3 separate regions of the Homo sapiens genome follow, and all the other regions are linked to region 1. Evidence: chromatin loops called from intact Hi-C (ENCODE). Cell type or tissue: CD4-positive, alpha-beta T cell. All regions are shown on one strand.

Evidence for each region. Peaks named below come from ENCODE experiments on the same cell type or tissue, not always from the same donor. Only the 100,000 strongest peaks of a DNase experiment are listed, where the experiment ranks them.
Region 2: a loop joins it to region 1, with 4 times the contacts of the local background. A loop is called at or near these places in 5 of 110 quality-filtered maps.
Region 3: a loop joins it to region 1, with 4 times the contacts of the local background. A loop is called at or near these places in 12 of 110 quality-filtered maps.

The regions. Positions count from the first base shown.
Region 1 is chr11:128,191,918-128,199,917 of GRCh38, reverse strand. No RefSeq gene overlaps it. Among named protein-coding and RNA genes, the nearest start is that of LINC02098, 13 kb to the left of the region's middle. In CD4-positive, alpha-beta T cell, a CTCF peak has its summit at 4,781; a DNase peak (open chromatin) is centred at 4,637; H3K27ac peaks cover 344 bases.
Region 2 is chr11:128,466,908-128,474,907 of GRCh38, reverse strand. The region is part of intron 8 of ETS1 (ETS proto-oncogene 1, transcription factor); the gene reads left to right. Among named protein-coding and RNA genes, the nearest start is that of MIR6090, 51 kb to the left of the region's middle. RefSeq lists enhancers at 2,340-2,634, 3,637-3,756, 4,575-4,674, 4,685-4,734, 5,035-5,154 and 1 more. In CD4-positive, alpha-beta T cell, no CTCF peak of the experiment used is centred here; DNase peaks (open chromatin) are centred at 1,077, 3,397, 4,597, 6,947 and 5 weaker places; H3K4me3 peaks cover 6,828 bases; H3K27ac peaks cover 8,000 bases.
Region 3 is chr11:128,266,875-128,274,874 of GRCh38, reverse strand. No RefSeq gene overlaps it. Among named protein-coding and RNA genes, the nearest start is that of LINC02098, 62 kb to the right of the region's middle. In CD4-positive, alpha-beta T cell, no CTCF peak of the experiment used is centred here; a DNase peak (open chromatin) is centred at 3,244; H3K27ac peaks cover 1,178 bases.

The sequences.
Region 1 (8,000 bases):
GATCATTTGAAACTATGTGGTAGAGACCAGATTCTTGGCACAGATCAGCGTATTTCACATAGAGACCAATTCTTCACCAAATTTTGTCTTCCAGTTTCAAGCAAAATTAGTATGGTTTAGCTGAGTTTTCCTAGCAGCTTGCCTGTCTGTCTACTTCTGTTCTCTTAATGACTAAATAATAGGGCATTCCTTGTTTAAGCTTTGTCATATTATTTTCTGAACACTTATATCCATATCCTGAGCTCCTAGTTGGCACTTAGTAAATGCTCAGCAATGTCTATTGGCCTAGTGAATGTTAATATTGACACTGAGCAATGTAAGGACCTGCCATTCTGCTCTTCCAACTTTCTGATTGTTTGCAATATGTCTTGAACATATCCTAATAAAATGTAAGAAACAAAGGACTTAATACTGCAAAGTGGTTAAGAGCACAGAGGTTTCAGGATCAGGCCTGAGTGTGAATCTCTGGTACGGTCTTGACCATACAACCTCTGGTCAGTTATTTAAAATTTAACTGTCCCCAGTGTCCTTATCTGTAAAATGAGTTTAATATAACAATAGATCATAGAACTTTGTGAAAATTAGATAACATAAAGTGCCTGACATATAATAAACACTGAGTATATATGAGCTATTAGAGTTGTTAACATTTCATCACTCATCAAGTGTGGGATACCATATTCCAGTCATTTTTAGATTGATGTCATGGAAGTCTGCCGTGCCATGTCACCCATGATGCCTGGACATGAGAAAAGATGTGGTATACACTTTCCCCAACAACATTTATTTATTTATTTATTTATTTATTTATTTATTTATTTATTTCTGAGATGGAGTCTTGCTCTGTTGCCCAGGCAGGTGTGCAGTGGCACTATCTCGGCTCACTGCAACCTCCGCCTCCTGGGTTCAAGCAATTCTCCTGTCTCAGCCTCCTGAATAGCTGGGACTACAGGCACGCGCCACCATGCCCAGCTAACTTTTTTTTTTTTTTTTTTTTTGTATTTTTAGTAGAGACGGGGTTTCACCATATTGGTCAGGCTGGTCTCGAACTCCTGACCTCAGGTGATCCACTTGCCTTGGCCTCCCAGAGTGCTGAGATTACAGGCGTGAGCCACTGTGCCTGGCCCCCAATGGCTTTTATTGGTAAGGACCTTTGAACTCTTTAAGGAAAGTACATTATAAAACTGAGGCATTCCCATCATTTGTGGCACCAGCAATAGCAGCAAAAGTCAAAATAACTAACAGGGTTCCCGCCACATTTTAACAACCTTTAGAAGGCAGTATTTCTAGACAGTTGTCACGTCACCAGGTTTTTTTTTTTTGTTTTCAACAGAGTATGGTAATGTACTTAGCTGTAAGGCTCTTATTTTCAAACAATTTGCATCATATTCATCTGTGTTAGAAAAATGGAAATAAAAAAATTTGAGTCAGCTAAAACTGATTGTCTCCTTTCATTGGCTTATGGGATTCCACTCCACACAAACAACTACAATGCCAGCTGGTATTTCAGCTGGAAACATCTGCAGGACCATAAATCCTTTCTTGCATAATTTTTTTTCCTGTTAAATTAAGTCCCCCCTTTCTGTTAGTAATTTTACTCATTGAAAAAAAATGTGCTCTGGAGAGTGACAGTCATGAACATAGATGGAACAGAATATTAAATTACAGAATAAAATATTGAAATAAGACAATTATTGGATAATTAGGGCAAAAACTCAATGTATTTATAACTTTCAGGTAATCAGAGCTAAAAAAGCATAATACAATCAAATCAGTTTTTAACATATAGATAGTACCTCTTATTTTTGTTATAGTTTCCAATAAAATCTCCCAGTAGCACAAATTATTGATAGTAAAATCATTGATTAGTGACAGTAGATAAATAACTCGTAATTTTCATCTGACAGCTATTTGATACAACCATGCAGGAATATCATTTTATCATAAGAATATCAAATTATTTGACATATTAATAGTAATATAACATAGTCATATAATAATATAATAGGATTAATTTATCACAATACACTTATGTCTTATAATACATAATGCCAAATGACTTTATGGTAGTAGGGCATCCATTTCACTGATGACTCTCATCCTCCATCTAATTTATGTCTTAGAACAAAAAGAATGCTAATCATCCTTGGGTAGAGTAATTGATTAAGTACTGATTGAGTTTCACTGAAGGCTAACTTATTTTTTAAGGCCCCTAAATATGATGGTGCTATAGGGAGTGCTATTGAAGTGACTTACTGTCCAACAATCAAGAATAAGCATAATTACTGAACCCTCTCCCCCCAATAGCTTTATGATTTTGGAGAAGACAGAAGATGAAGTAGGGAAATATCTCTGGAACAGCATTTATTAAAAGTGAACTTTAGAGATCATTTGCATCTGGATTATCCGTAGGGTATCTCAGAATACCCTACGGATATCTCGCAGAATCTGAGACTGAGATGTAGACTCCATCTTTGGGCATGGCTTGGATCTGTACTTTTCACAAGCTACTTAGGAGACTCTTTGGTACATTAATATTTGAGAATTTCTGACCTAGAAAGTCATGAAATTGGGGAAAACAGGTTTATTAAGCCTGTAATTCATTAATACTGTGAAATGCTTCCTGGAACCACTAGCATTGATTAGTAAACACAAACACCATGGGGCTGCCAATATCTAACTGAAGATCTAATAGGGAAGGTAAGAATGGTACCATTTCTATTAGCACTATTACACCCTCTACCAGTCCCATTTGGTAAATGCTGTCCAGAAAACTCAAATCCTGGGGAAAGTAGGCATTATTACATTTAATCTCACTTCTTAAAATCACTGGGCAAAGTAATTTGGAATTAGTTATACTCTGGAGTGCAGATCTCTTTATTTGGTTCTTATGTTTTTGAAGTCCAATATTCAGATAGATTCCTTTTTCCACCCTCTCCCTATAAAGAATTCAAATCCTAAAGAAATGTGGAACACATTTCTTCCCAGCCTAATGAAAAACAGAATCTTTTACAAATTGTGAATCCACATGTGGGAACTCAGGAGTTTGTATACCGATGTGTGTGAATGTATGATTGTGCAAAGAATTAGACTCCGTTGCGAACACCATCTCAACAGTTCTGCTCACCAAGATCCCTAAGGCCTTACTTAACATTGCATTTTTAATTTACATTACCATTAAAACCTTTTATTGTGTTGTTTAATTCAAGAAGGTCGCTGAATCCATCAAAGTTTCTCATAGATTGACACATGCTCTGGCAATCCATGGAAGTGTCCTTCATGAAGGTTTTCATTACTTTGTGTTTCTGTTATTATCTGCAGACATCTTTCTGTAGTCTGTGATACATTAGGAGTTCAAAAAGAGAAGGTGGCTGCAAGTGTGCTTTACAGTTTGACCAGATGTGTAGCCAGTGTCATGAAATACATCCAATTATACTATAAATAGAGGGCAGAGGCTTACTATTTACCACTTGGTGATTAATAAAATGTGCAGAATGCTGAGACATATCTCACTCCCTATTACTCAATTACTATAACCACTCTTCTTCCAGAAAAAGACAAGTCTTGCAGATGTTAGAGAATGGATTTCATAATGGAAGTCTCTTTAAAATAGCCTGAAAAAAATGGAGCTTAGATTGCAAACCAGAAGAGGCTGGATTTTTCCTCTTTTTTTCCAAAAGTAATAAAACTGCAGACAATAAAGATATTCAAATAAATAAAACAAATCTCTGATTTCACTAAATATTCTCTAAAACTGAAGGTAGAAACCTACACATACATTGTGAAAAATTTGCTCTTGCAATTGGGCTACAGAATGTCCTATAAAATTTACAGCAAAAAATATATTAATCTGTAGTTGTTAAGAAAATTACCTGTCTTATGTGAAAAGTTTTCTATTTTCTTTCTCCCTGTGGTTTCAGGTTTAGACAGTAAGGACGTTTCTCTATTTGAATTTCATGTAGGCTCATATCCAGTAGAAGGTGAATCATGTCTCATATCATGTGGGAGAGCTAGTAAGTTAATTAAAGTGGTTAAGAACTTGGAGAGGGCAAGAAAAAATAATATATATATATATTTTTTATATACAATATATTTATTTTAAATATATACATATATATATATAAATGTAAATATACATATATTTATCTGATAGATACTGGAAATTAAAAATCCAGAGAAATATATGTTGCATTTTTGGGTGGCTGAATGAATGTATACACTTTGTTGATGAAGTGCTTTCCACTGTAAACTTTAAGCCAGGCACTAACCATTTGCCTGCTCCCACACTGAGACCCAGGGCAGGCACGTAAACAGAAGTACAAACTTCCCAGAACAAAATTCCTGCTGAGGATGCAGGGATTATTTATCTAAATTCAAAATAAATCCAGAGTCTATGTTTGTCTAACAGCCTGGACAGACATTCACCCATTCTCTGCTCCCTCACCACCTCAGTTTTTTTTTTTTTTTTCCTGGTAGAATTAAATATTGTCATTTTCTGAACATGATGATTGATGCTTGGGTGTTTCTTTCCTGTGGCTGGCCTTGGCTGTACCGATCTCTCACTTCCCCAGCTGTTTCCTATGTAACTGTTACATAAGATTACTCTTGCCTCTGCTCACTCCTTTACTGCGGGAACCGTTGTGGTTCAGTTGCGTCCAAATGCATTTCAGGGCAAGGCAGTATAATAGAAGCAGGAAGAGATGGCTTTTTGAATTGGTGTACAGCAAAGCCAAGTGGAAAGTAAAGAAATTACATAACAGATTTGAAATATGTTGAGCGATATTTTGGAAAATTATGAACTGGGGAAGACTTTGTGCTTATCTCTATTGAATTTCCACTACCATTGACTTCAAGTGTTGTTTAGACATCGCTGATATTTAAAGATGATATATCTGAGTGCAAAGACTACTGTGATAAATTCATTGATTTACAGCCACTTTCTGTTAGCTATTTAATTATACCTTCCCACTTCTTTTGTGTATTTCTTTATCATATAGGACATTTCTGAGCACTTGGATATAGTCACTTGCAGTTGGGGCTCTGTCTAAGATCTGACATGCTTTAAGAGTTGATGATGGATGAGGGAAAAGATGTTTGTTGAACCTTTCATATGTTTCTGGAAATAAACAACAAAACAGAACAAAATAGATGGGCAAGAAGAGAAGAGACAGAGGGAAGAAGAGGAAAAGAAGAGAAGGGAAGGGAGGAAGGAAGGAAAGAAAGGAAGGAAGAGCGGGAGGGAGGGAGGAAGAAAGGAACTGTGTCAATATACTTATGGAGAAAGTTTCCAGAAATAACCACCATATGTGGCTACATGAACCACCCCTGGGACTATTGCCATTTGGTTAAAAAATGAATATGTTACTTGAGTAAGGGACACAGTCTCAAGTTCTGATTCAATAAATTGGCATTAGGGTGAAAAATACCTATTAACTTATGTTGCTGCCTTCTCTTTAAAAACAAAACAAACAAAACATAACAAAACAAATGATCCTGTAGTATTGACCTTTGGGGCTCAGTACAACCAGATTTCAAAATATCTCAAGCTTGAAGGCTCCCACCATTTCCCTCAGAGACTATTTCATCATCCAACTGATCTAAAACATAAGGAAGTTTTTTCCAGTTATTATTCCCCAAGTTCCTTTTTTTCTAAATGTCATCCTATTATTTACACTATTTCATTGTGCTTTATTTTTATACCTTGGATTTTATAGCCACCAAGGACTGGAAGATGGCTGGTCATTTAACCCTCTTTATGCAACCTTTTGCCAAGAGAACACAAAAGAGTTATTAAGTTGTGCATTATGGAGATTTGTAAAACCTACTCATAAATCAAGAATCCTTGGGGACAGGGATATGATAAAAGGAAAATTGCCTTTTACATTTACTTTTCTTTTTTCGTTTCAAACCCTTCTACCAACTGAGGTGTCTGCCGATGTTCTGATAGATAGAAACACTAGGGTGTGAATGAAAGAGCCATAGCCTGTCAGGGCAGGAAGGAAACCTCCCTAAACACGATCTAAACCAATTCCTTCATCGCCAGGAGCTTCTCACATATTTCTGTCAAGTCATCATTCATACTTCACTAGCAAGGGATATGAATGGAGAAAGATAACTCCATAAAATAAGCAAATTACCAGATACAAAGGCACAGTTCTCATCTTCCATGCGATGGAGCCACATCCCCTGGCCTGAAAGAACAACAGCAACCACAAAACTCAGATGAGGAGTTCTAGAAATTAAATGTCAACCTCATTTAACTCTCATATCATAAAGTGGATTTATCTCCACTTCAAAATCAGAAAATAGGATTAGAGAGTTAATTAATGTGCCCATGTTCTCACAGGCTTTAACTGTTGGAGTCACAGATTGTGATTAGTAAGGAGCTCTGCGACATGTTTCACGGGATCACAACTTGAAGATTACACCTCAAGTTGCAGAACAAATGCCTAATTATCCATCAGACCAGCCACAGAGATAATTTTATTTATTTCTGTGATGAACAGCTAATTCTTACTTCAATATTTACTGAAGACCTACTTTGTGCTTGGCAATTTTTTATTACTGGAGGTACAGTTGTAAATGAGAAGATAAGCATTCTTATGGAACTCACTCTAAATAAAATGAATATATAGGATGCATAGTTTATCAGACAGTTACAAGTACTGTAGAGAAAAAATAGAGTGAGAAAGGGAGGTGAAAAAATAACTAAAGAAATAAACAAATATATTTTTATCAAGCCATTTTATGTGTGGAGGAGAAAAATAGAGCAAAGAAGAGGCCTAGGTGGGGCTGGAGTGTTGAGGGAAGCCTCCTCTCTGGAGAGAGTGTTTAGACCAAGACTTACAGAAGATAAAGAAGGAGAAGGCGAATATCTGTGGGATGAGCCTTGAAGGCTGAGGAAAAACCAAGTGCAAAGCCCCCAAGGTGGGGAATGTCCAGCCTGTCCAAGGAAACACGAGAACTTGTCCCTCTGAGCAAAGTGAACTATGGAGGCTGCAGTGGAGAGTGTATCAGAAAGGACAGCGCATATCCTACTGCTCTTTGTAGGCCCTGGTAAGAACCCTGATTTTAATTCCATGCGAGATGAAAAGGCCTTGGATAGTTTTGAGTAGAATGACATTATCTGGCTTACATTTTAAAAAGATCACTCTGGCTGCCGTTTTGAAAATGACCTGCAGGAGTTCAGGGGTCAAAGAAGGTCAATTAATATTTAATTGCTAATTATTATTTCAACAATAACAATAGACATTTATTGGATAGTTTGATATTTACTTTATACCCATTATCTCATTAATTTTCACAGTCTGAGGGGTGGCTATCATCCTTATCCCCTTTGTGTAATTTCTAGTTGAGGTTTCATGGGATTTTTGTGACAGTTGATTCAACACACATGAGAGTGTGTGTGTATGTGTGTATGTGTCATATTTGACTTGAATATATTTAGTTTTGAAATAATTTTTAATTGACATAATATGAATATATTTGAGATTTTTATGCCAATTCGTACAGTATTTGGAGATGCTTAGAAAAACAGTGATTCTCAACCCTGGGTATACATAAAAATCACTAAAGGCTTTTAAATTGTCCTGCCTTAGAGATTCTGACTTAAGGAGCTGGTGGTGGCCCAGGCATCTGTGCTTTCGAGAGCTTTTCAATATCCATTCAGAATGGAAAAACACATTTAAGCGGACCTCCAATACCTGAAAGGACAAAATATGGAATATCAAAAATATCCCCAAATATTTTGATTTTGAATTACATTATTTTCAAGAAGTAAATGTATTACTGTCAAATTTGTGGACTACCTCTCACATGTTCATCAGGTCATACTGTGTGTATTTTGCAGGTGAGCTTTCTTCTGCCTTCTTCTTTTGCCCCGATTTCTTTAACCTCTTCAAATAAAACTGTGTCTGTTCTTATAAAGTACATTATTTTTAAAGTAAATTAAAAATATAGTACCTGAACACTTGGCAGATAATTCTTAATAAATATTTACC
Region 2 (8,000 bases), 270 kb before region 1:
AGTCTCAATGTAGACCATCCTTGGGCAGTACCTGATTGGATAAGAGGAAAAGAGCTTGGGAATGAGAAGGGCAGAAACAGAGTGTCTTCCCTTTCTTGCTCAGAGGCTGTTGTGATTAACTAGTTGCAGGAAGCTGGCAGCCCCCTCAGCTTAAATAGAGCCTTCCTGTCAGCCAGCAGCTGAGATGCTGGCAGGGATTCCATTCACGGTGCTGGGTTTAGCAGTGGATCCTAAAGGGGTGCCTGGCGTGGACCTGGGGATCTCAGTGGAGTAATAGACTCACATGCTGCTCAGTTATGTGATTGACGGGAAAATACTTTGGAGCACTGAGGAGGAAAATTCCCGGGAAGATTTGAACTGGTTGGGAGGCAAAGCTCTTTTCTATTGCCTGTGAGTAATTCCACTGTTTCTGCCTCCTATCTAATTAGTTTTGTATGAATTTTTCTTAATCATCTGCTACCAGTAGAAAAAGATCACATGGTAAAAAGATTCGTCCTCACTATGAACTTTTTTTTTTCTAAATGTCTTTTAAAAAACGTGGAAAGTGGTGATTGCCTATTTCTGTCATGGCTTTCAAAGACCACAACTGGCTGAAGCATCTTAGTGTCTTGATTCAGCTGCGGTAATACCTTGCAAGCAGTCTTTGGACAGAAGGGATCTATTCATACTGTACAATACATCCTGCACCCTGGTGCTGTTTACAACTCTCTGAGGTCTTGAGGGTGCCTGGATTTTGGATACCAGGAGACTCACGGGTTGACCCCTCTATTCTGGGTATAGCCCACTGCCTGTTTTAGAGGAAGAGTCTCTGAGTCTTAGATTTTTGGGGTCACTGTTTCTTTAATAAAGTCTCACTACAAATAATGGAATTGGGTGGTGACTGTTCTGGAATTCCACTCTGTCTCCAGTTTGAAGCTCCACCTTTGGAGGAAGCAAAATGTTTCCACTGAGCAGAATGCAGCCAGCGTGCTGCTGAGACATCCACACCAGTCTTTATTGCCTTTAAACAACAGGCCTCGGAAACTCCCCATCACCTCTGTTGGGAAAGGCCCTGCCAGGTGTCCCAGATGACCCTGCCTTTGCCCCCTTGGCACTTCTTTCTTTTCTCTGGACGGCCTCCCCTGCTGCAGAGAGTGAGCAGCTGCTGCTCTTTGTAGAGGCTCATTCAAGAGAAGCGCTGCCCTTCCTGTCTCCCTAAGGTGACTTGCATGTGATGCCTGCAGGTTGGAGCACTCATCAGCACCCCATCAGTCACTTGGGGATGCCTGCAGGTAGAGAAGTCCAAGTTAAACACAAGAAAGAGTGGTCATCCCATGCAGTTTTACCAAGGGCAACATTCAGGGGCCATCCCTGTAGAATTGAGAGCATGGAGTCAGGCCCTGCCAGTGAGCAGCTGTGTAACCTTTGGCAAGCTAACATCTCTGTATCTGTTTTCTCATCTGCAAATGGCAGTAATAATAGTTTCTATACCATAGGCTTGTTGTGAGAACTAATGAATTAGTTTATGGAGAGCACTTGGAGCAGTGCTGGGTATACAGGAAGCTAGGCTCTAAGTGCTAGCTGTCACCTACATTCCATAGTATTCTCCAAACCTTTTATTTTTCCAGTATAATTCTAAGTTCCTTGAGGCCAGGGAACAACGCATTTTACTTATAGAATTGCAGTAATTGCTGGCAGTGTCATGGGGCGTAGCAGGCATTTAATAATAATTAGGTCTTTTCAATTATTTAGCTCAATCCCAGATGTATTAAGTTCCTACTGTGTGCTTAGACTCCTTCATATACACTGACTTTTTAAATCCTTCACCAAATATCACATGAGGAAGTTTCTGTTATGCCCATTGTATAAATGAGGGAATCGAGACTTTTTTTTTTCTTTTTAGAGGAGGAGGTCTAGCCCAATGTTACACAGCAAACAACAAATAAGATGACTTTCAGGGTTTTCACATGTCAGAAAATATTCAAAATACTGTGTTAGTTTGAGTGTGCCGGAAAGCAGGTGCCAAGACATGATTAGATGTGCAAGATGTTTACGGAAGGAGCATCTATGAAGGAAAAAAAGGCAGCGAAGAGAAGGCAGCGGAACCTTCAGACCATGCTGCAGGTCTGGAAGGAGGAGATTTGGGTAGAAAGAGCCCTCAACTGCAGCTCCATTCTAAGAAAACTTTGGCTGGGCCCAGGGGATCTTTGGGTCAAGGTCGTCTGCTGGAGGAGCTCTGTGTCTCACAGGGGTGGACCTGCATGCCCTCACTGTGCTCAGTCCCTGGCTGGAGCAGTCCCCAGGATGAGGGGTGCTGGTGTGGACATGGTAGAGCCAGTCAATTATGTTCCCTGAAGCAGGAGAACTGAGTAGAACAGGTAGTGTGACAGCTGCAGGGACCTGAGCTGTAAACATGGCTTGTTGAGACCAGCACAGCTTTTCCATGTGGCAGGACTCAAGACCATGTGTCCCGACACTCTCAGTAGTCCGTGATGGGCTTCTGAGTTCAATGCATGTTGTTGACTGTAACTCCCCAAACTTTATTGTCTTTTGTATGACTCACCTCTCCCTGAGAGATAATGAGAGTGAAAGTTCTCCTAGAGTGATTGAATGTGAAAGTTTAAACTCTGAAACAAGGATGGGACTTGCTTTGTTGGAGATGCTCACAGGGCACAGGTCTGTGGAGGTGTTTGACATTCAGAGCTGAGGCGGTGGAGTTTCTTATGGAGGCCTCTCAAGGCTAGGTTCTCTGTTCTTTTTTTCTTTAAAGGCGTAGGTAGGACACTTTCAGCTTATCACGTTATGGTGAAACAAAAAGTACTTGTTCCGCTACCTCCATGCAGTTGTTAATATTGTGTTTTGCTATTCAACACACTCTGGCTACGTTTGAGGAGTGTTCAGAGATTATATGCTGGATAAATGCTTACAAAATTCGGTGTGCAAATGATCACTTAGGATCTAGTTCAACTACCTTCCAAGGATTCTATTATACCTAACTAGTGATTTCTCTCATTGTTGACATGCAGGGAAAACTTAACCCCTAGGATAAAATAAATTCCAGAGAGCAAGTTGAGAATCCTACTGAGAAAAGACTATAATCTTCAGACTTCTAAAGTCCTGTTTTCTAACCCTGATCAGTGAACATATCTTTCTTTCTTCTCATTACCTACACACTTAGGAAGATTTTTCTTTGTACATTTATAGTGGCTGGAAAAACCTTTTCTTTGGTTTATAACAAAATTCTTATCCCCTTCCCCCAAATCCAAACCTAACCCATCTCTGGTGACTTCTTAAAAGAACCGGTTACCTAGAAGACATCAGGAGGAAAGAGCTATAAAGAAACCCACTTCCTGACTTGAGCTTCACTGGCTCACTGTCCAAGTTTGTGTCTGAGTGTTAGCTTGAATGTGTTAGACAGAGTTACTGATGGGTTTAGAAGAAAGAGGTGGTTGCATTTGAATAGAGACTGCCCCTTTAAGAGAGGAACAGTCCCCTTTCTCCTGCTGCCGCCCCCACACATGTGTACTTGAGCACTTGCAGGTGTGCAGAGCCAGAGCAAAAACAAAGGTCTTTCCCTCATACCCTAAAAATGTGTAACTGTCTTGTTCTCAGACCCAAGTCAGACTGGCCAAATAAGCCTCACTTAACCCTGTTCCAGGTGGGAGGACTCCACTGGCCAGTTGCCAGCCACCTGGTCTTGCTGTCAAGCCTGTCTTGGGCCCTGATGGCTGGACAAGAGGTTCTGCTTGAACCCCAGTTAATGCTGGTGGGACCCGTCTCTTTGGGCCCAAACTATTGGCATTTGTGGGGAACGGTGTTGAACTTGCTCTAGGTGAGCTCTATACAATACTTAGGTGAAGAATACTTGGTGAGGGACATGAATAACTAAGGAAAAAGGTGCATCGGGAAAAGAGGATCTAAGTCCATCTGTGGCCAAGATTTCCCTAAACCATATATGCCTGTGATACTTTCACTTGCAAAGCAGTTTGCATCTGCTGTCTCTTTTGGTGCGTGTGCACTTTTAACATGGGAACAAGGATTTCAGAGTCTTCCCTAACTTAAAAAAGTCCTAAATGCTTATTCTCATTGAAAATATTAAAAATTTTTACATTCGTATACTGTAACTTTTTTTTCCTTAACCTCCAACTTTCTACTTTTTCAAAGTTGCCATACGAAGGCCAATTTAATCCTTGGAAGTCTAATTAGATTTTTTCTAGTGCTTTTACAATTTTTTTTAAATGCATCTTTTTTCTTGTTTTTTACTGAAAATTGTTTTTAAAAATATATTTTCTGTTGTTTCATTCTTCTTTGTAATTCCATTATTGTATATTCAGTTGCTCCTAAATTGTTCACCTCTTTAAGTGTCTTTCTCTCTCTCTGTCTATATATATGTATATATGCAGATTTTTGTAATAAGGACTTAATTTACATTTTTATAAACTAAAGAGAAGCAGAGATTACTATTTCCATTTTAGGAAAGGAAAAAGTAAAGCCCAGAGAGATTAAATGAGTTGCATAAGATTGCATATGGTGATTCAGGTAAGAACTGATATCAAAGCCTCGTACCCTCAACTCCCTACCCGGGGCTTTCCCACAGGCATCATATATTTTAATTTTATAGGATGCCGTCATCACTCAGTACTCCACTGCCTGACATGTAAAATGGCTTTTATTTTTAAATTTTTTGACACTCCTCCTCCTTTCGTTTTTGATCTAACATGCAAGAGACATGAACTCGGCAGTCAAAGACTGGTTTTAACTGATTTGAGAGCTGTTTTCTCACTCTTTTTCATGGTTAGATACTGGCTATCTCAGCAACAAATACAAGTTTATAAAGTTGTTGTTTGTTCATCATCGTGTTCAGCAAGTATGCTTTCCAAACACCTGTCAGAATGTTCTTTGTTGTTTGAGTTGAATTATTGGAAGTTATATTCCCAATCACTGCCCTTGAGTTATTAGCCACTGATACAGGAACACGTTTATAGAATATACTGACACAGAGTGAGTCTTTAAACCACGGCCGTATTGGCCAGTTATAGAATGTTATACATGGAGTGTGTTAGAGATGAGATAAGATTGGGTCAGGGTGGGGCAAAGAAAATATACAACTCAGAAGAAATGAGAGACATAGAACTCAGCCAAAATATCAAGCACTCCTGGCCCTTAATCTTCTTAAAATAATTTTCTCAGGGTCTTGATTGCCAGTCAGTCCAGCAATACAGTTTCTTGAGTTATTCATCCTCAGGCAACAAGACTTTGTGCAGCTTCAGGTTGAGCTTGGTCCAGAGGCCAAGAAACTGTCAGGATGTTTTCTGTTTTGTCCTTAAACTTAATGGAAATCAGGAGATTTAGGGGCCTTTGTGAATGGTGATTTAGAAGAGGGTTGACAGAAAGGGGTGATGCTTGGACTGGGGAGTCACCCACCCCACCCTCAGAGGTGCGTCCTCCTGTGGTAGCATGAAAGGCAGATTGATACACTTGTGAACAGATGGGTCATTTCTGGATTCGAATGTTCTGTTTTTGCCATCATCGTTTGGCTGTGGGTAGAGACACCTGGCTGGAAGGGAGGGGCCAGCAGGCCTGTTCCTCTGTTTTAGGGCCACCTGCCAGATGTGTGCTATCAGGGCAGAGTCAGCCCTATTGCAAGGGTGACCAACCATGAGAGTTTCATAGGTTAAAATAAATGTGGTGTCCTGCCCACACCGAGGTATTTGATTTGACTTTTAGAATAGAGCTAAAGGGATTAGCTTCTTAAAGTAGCAAATTAACTCCCAAAGGACAGGTAGTCATTTTCATTTTTGGGAACACGTTGATGAAATGCAGCCTGAGGGTCACCCATATTGTTTGGCCCCAAATATTGTTTAATAGAGAGAAGCCATTTGAGCGGACTTTCTAATCCATATGCCTTTCTTCAGAGGAGGTTTGTTTCAGTAATGTAATTTAGAAAATATTTAATGAGTACCTGCTGAAGACAAGCTATCATACCTGGCATTGAGGATATATGGCTCAGTAAGATATAGTCTGTGTTCTCAGGGAGAACATGTCAAATGACACAGTCATTCAACAGCAAAGAATTTTTTGTTTGTTGGTGTTTGTTGGTGAGGCACTGTGCTAGGCTTTGGGTTGAAGCAGTGAAAAAACAAAGTCCTTGTCCTTACAGCATATATTCTAGTGATGGGAGAAATGGACAGAGACCAAACCAATGGGGTGGTCTTGGTGTAAGCCATGTACTATGGAAATATGAGGAGACTGCCTGGGAAGGTGCCTGCCCAGCGTTGACCTCCTTCTGTTTGGAAGAAAACTCCTGTGTTCTCCTCTCAGCAGAGCACAGGTGACAAGAGTGAGAACTTGTGGTTGAAATGGAAATGAGGAAGGAGTAGAAGGAAAAAGTGAAGTTCAACCTGACCCTGTTCACTTGCTGTGAGGATGTCCTTGTCACAGGCAGGCAACTCCCAGATCTGGAAAATGAGAAGAATGATACTGACAAATCGGGAAATGGAAGGGATTTCCATCAAGAGCATGTTACTAACACCTTGTCCTAGCCCATTGCTATATATGTATTTATGCTGCTCAGTTCTCAGCCTCAGGGCAAGGGACCAGAATAGCAGGGGATTTTTAATAACCAGCTCCTCATTGAGACAGATAGTGGGCCTTGCAGCTCCCAGACAAGGAAATATGACCCAAATGAGCAGTAATTTACTTGAAGCTTTACTTTTTTTAAAAAGTGAGATTGTTGCCTTAGATTTGAGGAGCCTTGGGGGTCCCCTTAGGGGGTGAACATCCTTGGTGTGATTTGCTTTGTAGGCTTGGGAGCTCTCCAAGTTCCTACCTGGTATTTCTTCTTCAGAGCTTGTAGCACGTTCTTCAAATCAGACCTGTCAGTGTGTAGTAAGAACTGTCCTCTTCTCCAGAGGCTGAGAAGAACAAAGCAGTAGAAGGAAATTCCCCTGCAGCCGCCTGAGAGGGAGGGTGGAGAGGGAGCAGACAGCAGGGGGTGTGGAGGCTCCGTGCCATGGGAGATGGGTGTGTGGAGTGTGTGTGTGGTGCTCTCCCGCCCGCATGGCTCTGGAAAGAGACCTCCTTCTAACAGGGACCCCTCTGTTGTTGTGGCTCAGAGCTTCGACTTGAGAAGCATACTTTCCCAGTGATGCCACTGGATTCCTGATGTGTGACACTCCCGGGCAGCATCGTGAAGGGTGCTGTTGACTGCCTTGGAGATCCCAGACAGGGACACCATTATGAGTCACATTGAACATGTGAGCTCCCCTTCCCATGACTGGCGCTATTATTAGTACCGTTTTCTGCTCTAGGGGACAAAGGTCACTGAGACCACAGTCCATTTGGGTAGGTGGAAGAGGCTGGGCACAGGGATAAGGGGGAGTTGCAGGGGGAATGGAGGAAGAGGCTTTACAAGTTTAGGATATGTTGGAGCAAGGGCAAGGGATGGGGTCCTGGAGCCCTGTGGATTTGGGCAGACCTCCGCTAAGCACACAGAAACACCCTCTAGAAGAGTCGTAACTGGGAGTGCTGGACTCATTCATTGTCTGCACCAATCTTGGGTGTGAGAACTTCTGATGGGCCTGGATGTGGGTGTCGCTGGTGGATCTGTGTAGCCAGTGTGCCTTCCAACCCCAGAGCTGCCTCTAAGCTTTGGGTTTCCAAGTGGCCCTGAAGTCCCCTCCCAGACCTGAAGTGAGGGTGATGCATTGCTGTGGAGACAGGCTCCTGTATTAGACCATCCACGGGCCCAGCCAGGAACTGCGCCCACCCTGGCCCAGTGTTTCTGGCTGGAAGAACATTTCCATGTCTTTCCTAGTTCTCTTGCTCCCCACAACAAAAAGGCAGTTTAGGAGTCAGCAAAAAGGTGCTAGAGGGGACGCTTCAGCGGCCATCATGAACTCCTCTCACTTGGTACAAAAATGTGGGCTTTCTGAAGGGTGAGCCCTGTGTGCACCAGTTAGGCTGGAGTGCGCCTGTGGGGTTTCTCTACAGGAATCGGGGGAGGGAGCCAGGAACTGACA
Region 3 (8,000 bases), 75 kb before region 1:
AGAAGCGGGAAGGTGGCTCACAAATCAACTTCTCGACTAGTGAAGTGTGAATAGGTTAAAATATACAGTTTCCATTGTGGAAAGCAGTGTGGCAATTCCTCAAAGAGCTAAAAACAGAGCTACCATTCAACTCAGCAATAACATTACTGAGTATATACCCAAAGGAATATAAATTGTTCTACCATAAAGACACATGAATGTTTATGTTTTTTGCAGTAGTGTTCGCAATAGTAAAAACATGGAATCAACCTAAATGCCCATCAACGGCAGATTGAATAAAGAAAATGTGGTACATATACACCATGGACTACGATGCAGCCATAGAAAACAATGAGATTATTTCCTTTATAGAAACATGAATGGAGCTGGAGGCCATTATCTGTAGCAAACTAATGCGGGAACAGAAAACCAAATACCGCATGTTCTCACTTATAAGTGGGAACTAAATGATGAGAACACACAGACACAAAGAGGGGAACAACAGGCACTGGAGCCTACTGGAGGGTAGAGGGTGGGAGGAGGGAGAGGATCAGAAAAAATAATTATTGGGTACTAGGCTTAGTACCTGGGTGATGAACTAGTCTGTATAACAAACACCTGTGACATGAGTTTATCTATGTAACAAATCTGCACATGTGCACATGTACCCCTGAACTTAAAAGTTTAAAAATAAAAACAATTAAAAAATTAAAGATATGGCTTCTTTAATGAAGGGGTTGGACATTAAAAATGAGGGGAAGAATATTCATGTATTTTCCAGGAATAGGCAGTGAACTTCTTGGAATCAATAGTGCTGCCTTCCTTTTTGTTCTTTCACAGCTTCTTCCAGTCACTGTCATGAGTGATTGTCAATTGTCATGGTGGTGGGTGGGGGAGTGTCATTTAGCATGGAAATGAGATTCTAATGAAGTCTGAGGTTTTTTGAAGTCATTGGTTAGCTATCTTGGTTCTAACCAGTCTCAACTGGTCTGAGTACAAAGGGAACGTCTCATAGCAAGCGTCCTAACTTTAAAAGATAAGCAGAGTGAGGGTGGGGTAGAAATTTTGCTATGTCACATAGGCATTCCACCAAGTAATAGACTATATGTAAGGGATTTTGTGCAACCAACACAAACCATGTGAAATCTCATGAACCAAGTTTCTCTAGAATTGTGAGGAACATATAGTATCATCTGTTCTAGTTCCACATTTTTCAAATGAAAAATTCTTAAGGCCTAGGAAAATAATGTCTAGTTCACATTCACTCACATTGGTAAGGCTAGGAGAACTTATTTCACTTGACTCTTAGTCCAAACTTTTTTCTCCAGCACCACAAAGCCTTCCTTCTCTTCAGCAGGTGCCCAGTGATATAAACTTCACTCTGAGGATCTCAAAAAAAATGTTAATTATAAAGAACAACTATAATTTTCATTTCCTCATTTGTCAAAATGCAAAGAACACCAGAGAGTTGTACAATGGTCATGGTAGTGTTTATACCTCCAGCCGATTTATGTCAGCTTAGAATTCAGAAGGGGTCCGTATATTGGAAAGTAACACTGGGAATCAATCTGCAGTGTCACTTTGCTAGATAAAGATCTTGGCTTAGCTTGAGCTGAGTTCATTTGCACAGAAATTTTTCTGCTTGAACATTGTCTAAGTCTGTTTGGGTTGCTATAACAAAAAAATGTCTTAGACTGGGTTACTTACAAACAACAGAAGTTTATTGCTCACGGTGCTGGAGGCTAGGAGGCCCAAGATCAAGGCTGTGGCAGATTTAATGTCTGGTGAGGGCCTGTTTCTAAGAGATTGCACCTTTTATGTGTCCTCACATGGTAGAAGGTATGAACAAGTCCCCTTAGACTTCTTTTATAAGGGCACTAATCTCATTCATGAGGGAGGAGCCCCCATGACCTAATCACCTCCCAAAGGCCCAATCACTTCTTATTAAGTGATCTTAACACATCTCTTTGGGGATTAGGTTTTAACATATGCATTTTGTGGAGACAAAAATATTCAGACTAGCAAACGTGATGTGTTGATTCTCTTTGGGTTTGTGGGGAAGGATACTTCTTTTGAGTGGTTGAGCAATTGATTTTCACATATTATCTAAGATGCCTAAAAATGTTATTTTATTTGAACATGAAAGGAAACAGGAGGGCATGTATAGTTTTTGAAGAGTAGGTATCTTGTTCGTCATTTCCCTTTGCCAGTACTGAAGCCAGTGTTCACTGCCATTTGAAAGTATACTCTATAACATAAGAGGTTATATTCTAAACCTTGGATTCTCATTTCCAGGGGAATCTTGCAGATGAGATATTCATGTGTCAGTGAGACTTGTTGAGAGACAAAGAATCTCCTTGAGGCTATTACTCTGTAGGATGCCAAGAATGACTTCCCATAACTTTATAGTTTGCTGTTTCTGCTGCTGTCATGACAGCTATCAAAACCCAGAAAGATAGAAAATAAGAGCCTGTCAGTGACTGTATTGGGTATTTTTTGTTTTAGTTATAAAAGCAATACAAGTTCATTATAGAGGAAAAGCACACGCGCGCGCGCACACACACACACACACACACACACACACACACACACACACTCTTAACAGGACACAGAGTATGAAATAAAAGACAGGTCTGTACAGGTCCCTTCACCACCCAACTTACATATATAAGTGAGATCATACTATACATTTTGTATTTCCACTTGCTTTTACTTCTCTACTTTTAAATATATTCTGGCCATTTTTCCATTTTAATTCATGTAGTTCTATCTCATGGTTAATAGCTTTACAATGGTTCCATAGGACATTTGTATCATGGATTCAATACACATCTTTATCTAGCCCCTATTCATGGAATCTGTTTTCTTCTAATTTTTCCCAATCATTAAACATATTTTAATGAATGCCCTTTCAGGGATCTTCACTGACTGAAGTAGGTATAGAGTAACCATAAAATTGGCAGAAAGCAGCAGTAGTCAAAAGCAATGATATTTTCAATCCCTTTCCAGTGAGAATTGAAATACAAACAAAAGTCTGAAGAACATTTGAGTGACTTGTTCTACAAACAAACTTTATGTTCAGATTTCAAAATGGGATAAACTTTGTAGATGGGAGAGAAATCAGACAGTTCTCTTCTCTACTACAAAAATAAGACAATTTCAGCTGAGAAGAAAAAAACAGAAGTAATGAATTGCTAAGCAACAGAGATCCTGTTTACATGCAAATATTGGTAGTAATAACAAAAAAAACAGGGTGCAGGAATAACACAGGAAATATGATCTGAAAGCAAAATTGCATATAATAAAATATTTGGGTCTTGTTTTGGAGTTTGGTTTTCCACAACAAGTCAACAGCTATTTATGTTGACACCATCTGAATTAACTGGCCTCAAAGCTAACCTGACATTTTGCGATCTGCCATCTGTCTAGGAAGGAAGTTTATTCTGACAAAGACAAAGACTAAAAGGTGTTTGTGCATCAGCTTATCTCTTCTAAGGACCTTAATAAGAAGGTCAACTTTGTGGTGCTTCAAACTTTTCTTACTAGCAAGATCTGAGGCATGTTGGAGCATAAATATTTCTACTAGGATATGAGCCCTTTAAACTATAGTGGTTTATTCTTTTTACTAGGATGGATTTTTAACCTTCCAGTGGAATGTATAAAGGCTAAGTCACTTTTCCTAAGCAAAGTTTTAAGATGATTTTTAGAACAGGTTTAGGTTTACAGCAAAATTGAGAGAAAGGCACAGAGATATCCCATATACTCCTGCCCCCATATACACACAGTCTCCCTACTATGCTGTAGCCATATTTACAGCAACTTTTCCGGAAATGTAGGATTAGAAGTTAGGCTTTCTGTATTTTTTCCTTTAATTTGTTTTTAGATTTTTTTAATATGTGAAGACATTGCTTTTCTTCTGTTAGATATGTTAGGTTTGTGATTATAGAATTTTTTAGACTAAAAATCAATTTCTTCAGAATTTTGAAGGCCTTGTTCTAATACCTTTTAGCTTCCAGTAACACTATTAAGAAATATAATTAAATTTTTATTTATGATTCTCACATTGTGTTTTTGTTCTTTATTTCCTCTTTCTGTAAGATGTTAGAACTTCTCTTTATCTCTGGTGTACGCAGATCTCATGATGAGGTATACATTTGTTTGGGTATTATTTTTTAAAAATTCATTTAATGAGTACTTGGTGTTCTCTTTCAATTAAGTTACAAGTGTTCTTCAATTATTTTGAAAACTTCATTAAGAAAGAAGAAAGACCTCAATAATCTAACCTTTCATATTAATACACTAAACATAGAAGAGCACACTAATCAGAATGCAAACAGAAAGAAGAAAATAATAAAGATTACAGCAGAAATTAATGAAAAAGAAAACAGGAGAACAATAGAGAAATTTAGTGGCACCAAGGAATGGTTTTTGAAAAGCTCAATAAAATTAACAAAACGTTAGCTAGATTGACCAAGAAGAGAGACAGAGAGAGAGAAGACACAAATTACTAGAACTAGCAATGAAAGGAGACAAACTACTAAGCTTAGAAACACAAAAAGAATTATGAAGAAATACTAAGAACTCTTGTACACCACATGTTAAATAAATTAGATTAGCAGTCCCTAACCTTTTTGGCATCAGGGACTGGTTTCATGGAAGACAATTTTTCCACAGATTGGGGGTGGGGTATGGTTTTGGGATGAAACTGTTCCACCTCAGACCATCAGGCATTAGTTAGATTCTCATAAGAAGCATGCAACCTAGATCCCTCCCATGCACAGTTCACATTAGGGATCCACTCCTGTGAGAATCTAATGCCACCGCTGATCTGACAGGAGAGGAGCTCAGGCAGTAATGCTCCCTTGCCCTCCACTCATCTCCTGCTGTGTGGTCCAGGGTTGGGAACCCCTGAATTAGATAAAATGGACACATTCCTTGGAAGTTATGGACCACCAAAATTGACTTGTGGAGAAATCACAATCTGAATAAACCTATAATAAGTGAAGAGATTAAAGTATTAAAAACAAAACTATCCACAACATAAAGCCCTGACCCAGATAGATTGACCATTAAATTCTACCCAAAATTTAAAAAATAGAATTCATACCAGTTCTGTTTTCAAAAATTAGCAGAGAGAACACTTCCCAACTCATTCTATTAATCAAAACCAAAGATATCACAAGAAAACTACAGAACAATGACTCATGAATATAGAGTCACACAACCTCAGCAAAATACTCACAAACTGAATCCAGTGTCATATAAAAAGAATTACACATGTGACCAAGTGGGATTTAGTCTTAACATCTGAAAATAATTAATGTGATACATATTATCAATATTTTAAAATCACATAATCATTTTAATAGACGCAAAAAAAGTTGACAAAATTCAAAACTCTTTCCTAATAAAAACAATAAATAAGAATAGAAGGACTCAATCTGATAAAGGCTATCTACGAGAAACCCACAGCTAACATCATATCTAACACTGGAAGACTGAACAATTTACCTCTAATATCAGGAACTAGACAAGGATGTTTGCTCTCAGCACTTACATTCAACATTATACTGAAGGCTCTTGCCAGGGAAATTAGGTAAATAATGAAATAAAATGCATTTAAATTTGAAAGGAGAAAGTAAAACTGTTTCAATTAACTGAATGTGTGATCCTGTGTAGAGAAAATTCTAAGGAATCTACTAAGAACTATTAAAATGAATAAATGAGTTCAACAAATGAACAGAATTACAAAGCCAATGTACAAAAAAATTGCATTGATGCATACTTGCTATGAACAGAAAATAAAATAAAAAATTTAATTCACAGTAGTATCAAAAGAATAAAATACATTAAAAATATTTAACAAAGGTAGCATAAAATTTATATTCTGAAATGTACAAAACATTACTGAAAGAGATGAAAGAAGATATAAGCCAATGAGAAAGCATACCATGTTTATAGATTGGGAGACTTAGCATTGTTAATAATACACCCCAACTGATCTACAGATTCAATACAATTTCTATCAAAATCACAGATTATTTCTTCTTAGAAATAGAAAAAGTGATTCTGAAATCTATATAGAATGCAGAAAAGCCAAAACGAGTCTGTAAAAGAAGAATAAAATAGAAGGACCCTCATTTTCTGATTTCAAGATTAAATACAATATAACAATCATCAAAACAGTATGATACTATCCCCAGGATAGACATATATGTCAATGAAATAGAATCAAAAGTTCAGAAATAAACACATACGTCCATGGTTAACTGATTTTAAACAAGAATGCCAAGACCATTCAAAGCTGAAAGAATAGTCTTTTCACAAGTGGTTCTGGGAAAATTAGATATCTACATGTGAAAGAATGAAGTTGGATCATAATTTACACCATACATAAAAATTAAATGGATCAAAGACCTAAATGTAAAAGCAGAAAACTGTAAAATGTTTACAAGAAAATATAAGGGTAAATTTTCATGACTTTGGATTTGCAAAGAATGTATAAGATGCCACCAAAAACATGAGCAACAAAATAAAAATTAGATAAATGAGACTTGATCAAAACTAAAAATTTATACTTCAAAAGACACCACCAAGAAAGTGTAAAGACAACCCACAGAATGGGAGAAGATAGTTACAAATCATATATCTGATAAGGGACTTGTATCCAGAACATATAAAAAGCTCTTACAACTCAATAATAAAAAGACAAATAACACAATTAAAAATAGGTGAAAGATCCAAATAGACATTCCTCCAAGAAAGGTATATAAATGGCTCACAAGTACATGCAAAGATGCTCAGTATCATTAGTCATCAGGGAAATGTAAATAATAACCATGGTAAATCAAGGAGTTACCACTTTACATCTCCATTAAGATGGCTAGAATAAAAATGTTAGATAACAAGTGTTGGTGAGGATATAAAAAAATCAATATCTCCGTACACTACTAATGGGAATATAATATAGTGCAGCCACTTTGGAAAACAGTCTGGCAGTTTCTCAAATGATTAAACTTACAGATACCATATACCCCAGTAATTTAACTCTTACTAATATATCCAAGAGAAATGAAAACATGTGTCCCCCACCACATAGAAACTTGTATACAAATGTTTATAGCAGCAATATTCACAATAGCTAAAAGGTGGAGATAACAGAAACATCCATCAATGGACCCATGAATAAACAAAATATGGTATATTCATATAATAAAATATGATTCAACCATTACAAGGAATGAAATACGGACAGTCCTCAACAATGATTTGACTTACAGCTTTTCAATTTTTTGACTTTAAAATAATGAAAAAATGAATGATACACAAACAGTAGAACCTGTACTTTGAATTTTGATTCTTGATCTTTTCCCAAGCTAGTGAATATGCTGTACAATATTTTCTCCCCATGCTGGGCAGCAGCAGTGAGTCAAAGCTTCTGGTCAGGTACGTGCTCATGAGAGCAAACAAATGATACCCTACAGTGTGCTGTGTTGCCGGATGATTTTGCCCAACTGGAGGCTAATTTAAGTGTTCTAAACACATTTAATGTAGGCTATGCTAAATGATGATATTTGGTGGTTAGGTATGTTAAATACATTTTGACTTCACGATATTTCCAATTTACAAGGGGATTATCAGGACATGCCTCCATTGTAACTCAAGGAGCTTATATGTACTGATATATGCCACATCATAGATGAACCTTGAATAAATTCTGCTAAGTGAAAAATGCCAGTCACAAAAGACCATGTGCTGTATGATCTCATTCTCATGAAAGCCCAGAAAGACATATAGACACAGAAGGTAGATTTGTGGTTGCTCAGGGCTGAGGCAGCTAAAGGATGACATTTAGAGGCTACGGAGTTTGTTTTTGAGATGATGAAATGTTCAAAAATGGACTGTGGTAAAGGTTGCACCTATTGGTGATTATGCTGAAAGTCTACAGAATTTTACATTTTAAATGGGTGAACATGTGATATATAAAATATATCTCAATAAAGCTGATAAGGGGAAGAATG